2 separate regions of the Mus musculus genome follow, and region 2 is linked to region 1. Evidence: chromatin loops called from intact Hi-C (ENCODE). Cell type or tissue: heart. All regions are shown on one strand. Region 1 has its middle 10 kb from the start of Gm46799. Region 2 has its middle 6.2 kb from the start of Gm42210.

Evidence for each region. Peaks named below come from ENCODE experiments on the same cell type or tissue, not always from the same donor. Only the 100,000 strongest peaks of a DNase experiment are listed, where the experiment ranks them.
Region 2: it touches region 1 in a loop (1.8-fold over the local background); 6 of 42 quality-filtered maps call a loop at or near these places.

The regions. Positions count from the first base shown.
Region 1 is chr3:37,664,227-37,669,226 of GRCm38, forward strand. No RefSeq gene overlaps it. Among named protein-coding and RNA genes, the nearest start is that of Gm46799, 10 kb to the left of the region's middle. In heart, no CTCF peak of the experiment used is centred here; a DNase peak (open chromatin) is centred at 2,855; H3K27ac peaks cover 736 bases; H3K27me3 peaks cover 324 bases.
Region 2 is chr3:37,744,505-37,749,504 of GRCm38, forward strand. No RefSeq gene overlaps it. Among named protein-coding and RNA genes, the nearest start is that of Gm42210, 6.2 kb to the right of the region's middle. In heart, no CTCF peak of the experiment used is centred here; no DNase peak of the experiment used is centred here; H3K27ac peaks cover 786 bases.

The DNA of each region.
Region 1 (5,000 bases):
GTTAGTTCCCCTGGTGCTGGAGTTACAGGCAGTTGTGAGTGCCTGGTATGAGCTCTAAGAACCAAACTCATGTCCTTTGCACAGGAAGCAAATACTGTCAGACACTGAGCTCTCTGCCACTGTAATGCTGACCTACTAAGTGTTAGCTCTGAGGAGTCACCCCAGGCCCTGGCATCCACTGTTTTGCTTTCATTTCTTCAAATCTGGTGCTCTCACACAAATAGAATCTTCAATAATTTTACACGTGTGTCTGGCCTCTTGCATTTAATTGGATGGTTTCCAAGTTCTTCATGCGGTTGCTAGAGCCAGCATCTCCTCTGTGAAGGGCCAAGTGGTACTGAATTGTGTGTGGATATCACATCCTGGATCTTTATCCCTCAAATACCGTTTGGGGGCATTTACAGGTTGGCTGTCGTGAATACTGTTATAAGCTCAGGGCTGATCACGCCTGAGTTCTTGCTTCTGGTACTGTTGAGTAGAGTTGCTGGGTCATATCACAAAACCATAGTTTCTTTTGAGTGAACCTCACACTTTTCTGGAGTGGCTGCTCTGCTCTGTCATCTGACAGGAGTGTGTGAGGGTATCATTGTACCTCCAGGGTTTGTTCAGATTCTTGTTCTTCCTGTGCTGTCCCACTGGTGGTGTTTCCTGACTGTGCATCTGACCTGCTTTGCCTGTTGTCCGAGTGCAGACAAACTCCTTGATGAGACAGATCCTTGGTGTCAACCCGACCACACCTGTTGGGCAGCGACTGAGGAATGGTACTTGCTATTTATTCATAAGATGCATTGGTGATGTACAAAGTTCTTTACTTTTCTTCTCTTACATGAAACTCAGACAGGAAGTTCTCTGGTCTCTGTACTTCTGTTTCCTACTCAAATGAAGCCCACCCCATCCAGTCTTCCCTCAGTGTGCTCTGTGGGGACAAAGGTTCAGCTGTCTTCAAAGTAATATTGGAATGCCATTTCCTTCCTAGCAAGGCTTGTTAGGTGACCTGATGGACATTCAAGCCAAATCCCATATTTTGTTTTTCAATAGATGCTTATATTTATAGTACCTCCACAGTGTCCCACTAGCTGGCATGCTAACATAATGGAGCAAGAGAGTATAGAGGCACCCCTCCACCCTGTATTCTTGCTGAGGCCATTTCAGGTTTAAATAGATTTGATCTCTACTTAAGGAGAATCTCACGGAAAAGTACCCAACTCTATTCTGGGAACCTGAGGTCAAGGTGCCCCAGCTGATTTATCTTAGCTTCTGTTAAGAAACTGTCTGCTTGTGCTACCCTCTTCCACCCTGACCCAATCCTTGCTGGCTAACCGCTTTTTTCAGCTTCTGTTAAACTGCTTGCTTGTTCAAAGCAGCAGCTGCTGTGAGAGATGCCAGGACATGGTTTCTGCCCCTGTGTGCTGGACACTCAGGACTACAGTTAGGTCTAGAGTACCTGGCTGTAGTCTCAAACAACTGGAATAAAGACTTCTAATTGGCTATAAACTGTGTATGAGTGGCCATCTCTGGTGGCATCCTGCATCTCTCCCCCCAACCCCCAGCAATTCCTTTAGGCTCCAACCTAGCACCAGCTTGCATTGCCACTGTCTGTGCACAGTCAGCCTCTTCCCCTCTCTCTTCTCCCTGTTCTTCTCTGTTTCTCTACTTTCTCTGCCTCTACCCCTTTCCCAGACCTGCTCCCCACAGCACCGATAAACCTTCATATCAGGCCCGTTGCATGGCTGATTCCTCAGGGGAACACCTTGGCGGGTCCCGCAGAGGTGCTCCCTCCCGTCATACTATAGCACCTTGTTATATACACCCCTTCACCCCTCCCCCCAAGAAGGGAAACACAATAGTCTAAGGATGGCCAGGCTTCCTGTCCTGTGACTCAGGATTATTGTAATTAGGACCTGCTGTTTACAGCCCCATGGTCAGCAGTGGTCTCAAGCCTAAGCACTTGCTATTGCAGTTGGTAATTACTCTATAGTAAAAAACAAAACAAACAAAAACAAACAAAAAACACAGAACTACAGCCTGGAGAAGTGAGGTGCTTGGGAACAACGCATGGGGACAGACAGGAAGGAAAGGTGGAGAGAACAAGACATACTGGCTGCAGTTCTGTCTTTTCCCAGACCTACCCTAGCTGATTCATAAGAGCATTTTTTTTTTTTTTACTTCCTTCATCTTCCCAGGGGTCCAAGGTACTTTATAATACCAAGTAAGAAGACTCTAGACACTAGGGCATGAGAGATGGAGGAAGGGCGTGGAGGATGAGTGCTAACTCATCCTTGTGGGACCCAAGAGGATACCAACACAGTGTAATTAGAAAAAAATATATATTCCTCAAAAACGGTGTGCATGCTTGTATATTAGCTGAAGGTCAGCTTCAAATGACAGCTGGCCAGCTCCTCTTCAAAATCTTATTTTCTGATCTGACCCCCCAAATAACAGTGTGTTCTCTTGTTAACTGAGCGCTCTCTCTCTCTCTCTCTCTCTCTCTCTCTCTCTCTCTCTCTCTCATTTTTCTTGGCCTGGGAAAGCTGGTTTTATGTTATTCAGGTTTGAATCGCACAGCCCAGAATCACTGGCCCCTTAAAGAGGCTTTTCTCTCAGCACAGGTCTGGAGGGAGGCAGATGGTTCCCGTCTGCTGCCCAGAGTCAATGTGCTTCCTCCAGCCGACCGCCCCCTTCACCCTCCTTCCCTCCCTCCCTTCCTCCCTCCCTCCCTGCACTCCACCCCACCACTGGGCCTCTCTGTTTTGTCACTGGAAATAATCTTTTATTGCCTAGTTGTTCGGAAGTGACCTTCTGCCCTTGATTAGATAGGGCCAGGCTGTGTCCTGACGGCTCAGGGACTGGCAGTTGCTTCTTTGTGTGGGATGCTGTCATAGGGAGTACAATGTCTGCAGAGGGGGCCTGTGGGGGAGGAGATGGGGGTGAGAATGAGCAGGCTGTAAAAACAATGACATATTTAAAAATGCTCTTGTCCTTATTAAACTCCTTCTGTTTACTTTGCAGGCCGTTTTAGGACAGATGCTCACACCAGGATTTTAGCGATGTTACACAGTATACAGATAGATTATAAATTGTGTGTGGTTCAACATCAAGGTATTAATCAAAATATAAACTGGACATAGATCTACATCAACATATTAATCAAAAGTGCTGTTGAGTTCCTCCAAGAACAATTTTCCAGATGGTCTCTATTATTTTAAGTAAAATGTGTACAAAGCCACAGAGTGGAAGTTTGCTCAGTGTGCTTTGAAAGGTGGCTCTAAATTTTTTTTTTCTTAATTATAGATATACAGGATGACTTTGTTGCCTGCTGGATACAGGGAAGGACCAGTGATTTTGTGTCTTTCAGAACAGTTCTTCGATGCCTGTGGTGCCAAATTCATGGGATGTGTGTTAGAACTGGTAGAGGAGAAGATGGGAGAAGTTGACTTTTCCAGCTCTAAACTGTACTCGTGGATACACTACTCTTCCGCGATAGTCAGATTTGAGGACTGTGAGGTTGATTAGCATATTAACGTCTTCATTTTGACATTTCCTAGTCTGAGGGTAAACTGCCTTCTTTGCTCCAAGCTTCTGGGCTTTCTGTTTTTTTGTCGTGATTTTTTTACTGTGAGCAGCCTATCCCTTGTCGTGGCTTAAAAGGAATGTGACTTTTCTAGCTTACTCCGGAATGTACCGGCTGTCTCTGATTTCCTAGGTTTGAATGTGAAGAGGAACCTGCTGTAAAGGTGATAGGGATCCTGGTGTCCCCTGAGGCAGCCGGAAGGTATGTGAAGGAAGGAAGCTAAAGATGAAAGGGAGAGAGGGAACTTCAGGCTTTGTTTCATAGGTGGCAGTGTTCCTGGAGATCCAGACTAACTCCCCATTAACTCGTTTTCCATCCTCATTTAAGAATGGACATTTTCATAACGTTACACATATAAGGGGTTACAAAGAAAAAAACGATTTTTGTCCTCTGCCTTTTCCAGGTTTCACCATTTATGCTTTATTGAATAAATATCTCCCCGCCCCCAAATCAACATGAAAAACTTACACCTATTTTTTAGAATATAGTGACATAGAAATGTGTGTCTATCATTATCTGCCATCTAGCAAAAAAAAAAATAGTTACATATATCATCTGTCAATTAGTCTACCTTATTTCTATCGTTTGTTTGTCTATCATCTATCTATTGTTTGTCCATCATGTGCTTTAAGCAGTGGATACCGCTGTTAGGTTTTATTAGCAGGCAAGATAAACAGTTTGAAGCAAACCTGCCCTTTGCTGGTTTCCTGAGTTGTGCTCGACAGTTTGGGAATGGCCAGGGAAGATGGAGGGCAACACACCTCCAAGTGGTATGATTGGGTGTCTGGGTTTCTCTTCTTCTAGCAGAGAGAGCTAGAAGCCTGCAGGAACAGCGGCGGGGCTGCCTCTATTGTAAATGGGGGCCACACAGCCACAAAAAACGTGTCCTGCAGAAGGACCAAATTGAAGACAGTGAGAACGCAAGAATTGCCAGCCAATCAGGAACTGCTGTTTAGAATAGCGACTCTTGGGACCAATGGGGATGTGGGTGGAGGTTATTAAAGGACTTAGCAGCAGTGTGCAGCATTTCTCAGGCGCTCCTGGAGTCTGTATCAACGTTGACTCTGTGCCAACTCGCCCCCAACCCCCAAGAGCAGGTAGGGGCGGGCAGAGAGCTGTCCAGGGCACAGGCACCCAGCATTGTTGACGGACCACTTCATAGTTACAAATCTCCTTTAATGGGGGCTCAACTTTGCCTGTTGCTACAAGGACTGCGCTCATGGTTCGACCTCGTGGTGCGGCTGTTGTGTCCCTTCGGTGTTTTCTTTGGTGAGTTGGCCCTTTGATGTTTTATGTTGTGGGTCGCGTGAAGGTGAGCGCGTGGACCTCACTTCTGTCTTCTTTGTCTTTTCTGTCTGTCCATCCTGGTAATCGAGGTTTTGGTTTCGGTTTGGTTCGAGGGTGAGTGTGCAGCGAGCATGAGACAAGC
Region 2 (5,000 bases), 80 kb after region 1:
TATGCCTTCCCCCAAAACAAAAGATGAGAGGGAGAGCAGAGCTTCTGTATTGTAGTAGGTGTCTGAGGGATGTGGGATACCATAGAGCTGCTGGTGGGATGTTAAGTTTTTATTTTATGTATATTTATTTATTTATATGTAAGTACACTGTAGCTGTCTTCAGACACTCCAGAAGAGGGAGTCAGATCTCGTTACAGATGGTTGTGAGCCACCATGTGGTTGCTGGGATTTGAACTCAGGACCTTTGGAAGAGCAGTCGGGTGCTCTTACCCACTGAGCCATTTCACCAGCCCGGATGTTAAGTTTTTAATATTAAGTTTATATAATTATATAATTATATCATTTCTCCCCTTTCCCTTTTCCCTCAAAACTCTTTCATGTGCCATTGTTCTTGCTTCTCTCAAATTCATGGCCTCTTTTTCTTTAAAAAAAAAAATATATATATATATATATACACACACACAATTATATATGTATACACACACACGTATACTCGTATTTAGGGAGATATATGTGTATATATCCCTAAGCACATAAATATACCCTGCACAATTCATAAAATATTACTTGTATGTATATGATTCCATTGTGTAAGACTATTTCTCCGACTCACAGAATTCCTGCTGGAGTTCTTTATTTAGAGCTGAGGTGTCTTGAGCCTTCCCCCTTCCATGTTAGCATATCCATTGGTGTCATTGTTCAAGTCTTATTTAGTCAGCCATGTTGATGAGACTTCATGGTGCACCCTTTCTGACATTTCTAGGAGATGCCGTCTCACAGTAAAGTTCCCATTACTTTGGCTGTTACAGTCTTTCTGCCTCCTTTCTACAACGAACCTGAGGCTTAGGTGCAGGAGCTGTGTTGTAGATGTATTATTTGGGACTAGGCAGCACACAATCTCTTGTTCTTTGCATTTTGATGGGTTGTGCTTTTCTGCAATTGTCTCTGTTGCAAAGAGAAGTTTATTTGGTGAAGAGTTAGAATCACATCTACTCGTAGGCAGATGGGTTAAATATTTGGAGGGTAGTTATGGATTATGCTGCTTTAGGACAGTGGTCGCTGTAGTTTCTGCTAGGTGTCCAGTACCAAGCATGTTTGCCCTCTTGTTCAGCAGGTCTTGTTAGAGAGTTGTTGGTTACTGCCAAGATATGCATGCCACCACTGCGCCCCTATGATTATTTTATCATGTTGGTTGGTTGTGGTTCATATGCGTCATAACTGGGTAGTTCTGTTATTTGCTTTCCTCCCTTGGAGCTTATATGAGGTCGTCTAGTATTATGAGAGCTAGTACTCAGGGAGGGGTGGGGGACTTTCAGGTCATATGAGTCTGGAGGCTTTTAGAAAGCCTTATGGAAGAAACTGAGGTGAGGCAGATGAGCTGGGGAGGGGATGAACTGGTCAGCCAGGGTAGCCCTACCTGGATTCCAAACCATCACACTGCTTTACTGTGGAGAATGTATCATGTTCTCCTCTTAGTTCATGTATCTCCTCTTGTTTTAGCCAGTATTCACGAACAGCCTTCTGAAGATGAACATGGACAGCAGAGCTACTCATTAGGAGCTCTCAAAGAAGCAGGGGCCTTAGTCCTTGACATTCCTGCCTCCAGCAAGGACTTTCTCAGAACTGCTGCTTTTGGGGTCCTTGCCCTGCCTGGCCTGTTTCTATTTCCTGTTCTCATTACTGTACTTTTGAATTGTTAATAGAGGAATATTCAACAAACAGCAGTAAGTCTGTACGGAGTCTTATCTCATACCTTACCCGTTGTTTTTCTGCCTTTGGCCTTTAACTAATAGTCAACACTATTTTGCAATTTCGTTAGAATTTCATGTTAATTTCTTGTTTCTTTTACTAGAAGAAATTCCCTCAGAGTGTGGCAATTGTATCTGTGAAATCCACAAAGTACAGGTCAACAGATATAATACATTGTAAGCCACACATGCTAATTGATAAGTTTGAGGTCAATTATGCTTGAAAAGAAGTTGCATTTAAAATGAAATTTTAATTTAACATTGAACAATTAATTTTGTGTGTATGTATGTGTGCATGTTTATGTGTATGTGCACCTGTGGGGTGGGGAGTTGGGTGCATGTGTGTATGGAAGCCAGAGGTCAACCCTGGGTGCCATCCTTCAGGAGCCATCAACCTTTATTTTTGAGACAAGGTCTCTTGCTGAACTTGGGTTAGCTCCCCAGTTAGGCTCGGTTGACTCGCCCAGGCGTGCTCCTAGGATCCTCGTATTCACACCTCCTCAGCAATGGTGTTAAAAGAAAAATCCTGCTGCCATTCATGACTCTTCACTTGGGTTCTGAGGTTGGGATTCAGGTCCTCAGGAACACTTTACTGAGGGAACCATCATTCAGCCCCTGAGAAAGAATGTAATGCTTTATGGTATATTTGGGCCCTTTGATTCAATCAGGGATCATTCAATATCAGAACATATATTTGTAGACACAGTGATAAAATGCCCCCCATTGCCTACATAGGAATGCACAGAGAATGCTTGATTCTTGTTGCAGAATCTTTTTTGATGAGCTAGATTTACAGCCTTGAGCTAAGAACTCCATACATGTGTTCTTATACAAAGATCAACAGCCTAACCCTTAATATACTTTTCCCAAGTTGAGTTCAATGTGACTCAGGAGGAGATGTTTACTGCCAAGCAGTTTACTGCTCAGCTTGCTTCTTGGTGACCACTCTTTTCCAATAACTGAGAAGAGAAAATTTACTTTCACAGTAAAGCAGAATGTGATGGTTTAGAGGTGTTTCTTCAATGGTGCCCCAAACTGGAAATGATCCAAATATAAAGGAGTAGATGGCTACTTGTAAGTGCAAGGAGCCCAACTGTGAAGCATACATGCTTTTATGGCAACAGCATAGACGTGACTCAAACACTGTGCTAAGCGGAAGAAGCTATCATCCAAAGGCTGAGTGCAGAAAGAGCTTCGGGAACAGAAAATAATGGTTGCCCCGGGGTTGTGGTTAGGGGAGGAGTTGACTCCAGTTGTGGGGTGGGTATGTGCCTGTATGCATTTGTAAAAATGCCCCGAACAGTACAGTACAAAGGAAAAATGTGATATGTACACTATACCTTAAGATAAAGAGATTATTCAAGTGTATAGACTGGAGGTAACTACTGACCGCTGTGAATGTGGTGATCTATAAGAAAGTCCCTTTAGCTAAGAGAGCAAAGGTTAGGAGAATCATGTGAACCTTTTGAGTGAGCAGAAGCAGAGAGAGGCAGGATGGCAGGGAGAGTTTTCAGCGAGCTCCAACGGTATTTGTTTCCTGTTCTAGGGAGGCAGAGAGAGAGCCTCCTCATGGAGGCTCTCCTCCCCCACAAGTTAGTTGTGTGAGGGGAAGGGAGCAGGCCCTTCTGAATCAACTTGGCAGAGTGAAGGAGGCACTCTCCACACAAACAGGAAAAGGGCAGTGGTGACTTTCTAGGCAAGGAACTGGTTACATTTTGTTTATTTGAAGGTGAAGAGTCGTGACATTCTGGGAAATAGGCAAGATGGCCGTTTCCCCTAAGCTACAACCAGCCATGCAGACCTCCTTGCAGGGGCCTGGCTATCTACACTGGAACCAGAAAGGCACGCCCTGCTTTAGCCTCAGGCAGAACGATAATAACAGCGTGCTAGCTCAGTAGTCTGTGTGCTGGAAGGGTTTATGAGGAGGAAGTCCGCAATTACATATTTCTGGGCAAACATTAACCAAGATTGAAACCTAGATTTGAAGAGAAGTAGCAGGCTGGGATCTTGAGCTGCCCTTGGTAGCTGTTCTGCGGATTGTGAACTGTGGTTAGACACTCCTCTGATTCTGAGAGCTAGACGGAAGAGAGGGCAGCACCTACAAGCTGGCAAGAAAATTTTGTCACACTTGTCCCCAGCATGTGGCTGGAATACACTGCCACCGTTGATGAAGGATTATGGGAAACTCTTGCTACTTCCATAACCACGGCGAAGGCGCCACACAGGGCCCATTGTTGCCCTCACACCGATGAGCGAATCCATTCATCCCTGTGGCTTCCCAGCTGCCACTGTGCGCTTGAGAGGCCTCTTCCTGGCAATGTCACCAAGAGCATCTCAATCGCTTCCTACCATCATCTGAACAATTTTGGTTCAACACTGTGGTTTTGTGAATTCTATTTTTAAAACTTCTTAGACCAAACCCTGATGTGCCCAGTCGGGCTAGGCCAACTTAAAAAGAAGCCATGGAGCTAAAGTTAGCTCCAAATCAAGATGGTACAAGTGCATGTGCTTCCTATTTCAGGCAGACCACAGTCATTATATGGAAGGCATCCTGTGTCTTGTTCCCTACCACACACTTTAGGGAGCAGAAGGGCCAGGGGGTGGGGGCAGCCATCAAATAAAGAAGCCAGTGTCTTTCCAGACAAATGGCTCTAACTCCTCTTAGCTTAAGCCGGTGCAGGGGATGGCTTGGGAACTGCCATTGATCCTGAGTCCTGACCAGCTTGATCAAGGGGGATAGGATTTTCGCTCAGGGCTTAGTGGTCTAGAGTTTGACTTCTGATACCACCGCAAAGCCTCCTTTTAGTGTTTCTTCACCAAGAACTCATCTGTGGATGAATCTGATAAGGAAGAAAAACCCGACTTGTGGAGATGTGGTGAAGAAAGTTTGACGAGGGAAGAAGATCAGAGTTCTAATCGAGTTTCAGTCTGTAGCTGGCTGTGTGCTTGGGCCTAATTTCACCTACTGAATTCAGAGAATTGAAGTCAGATTCTCCCAACTCAAAGTTCTGGTATTGTCAACTCTTCTGAGGGAAGAGAGAGAACTATCATCATTCTCATTGTGCACCAAGTAGAAAGAAAGCCTAGTCAGGACCTCAGAGAATCTATAGTTTGGCTTTTTTCAATTCTAGAGTGTTACGAGTAAAATTGCTCTGGGGAATAAGGAGACTTCTGAGACACACCTTCAGGGTACTTGACTTTGAACTTGCAGGCCATAGAGTTTAGGATGTTTTGCCCATTGATGTTAAAAAT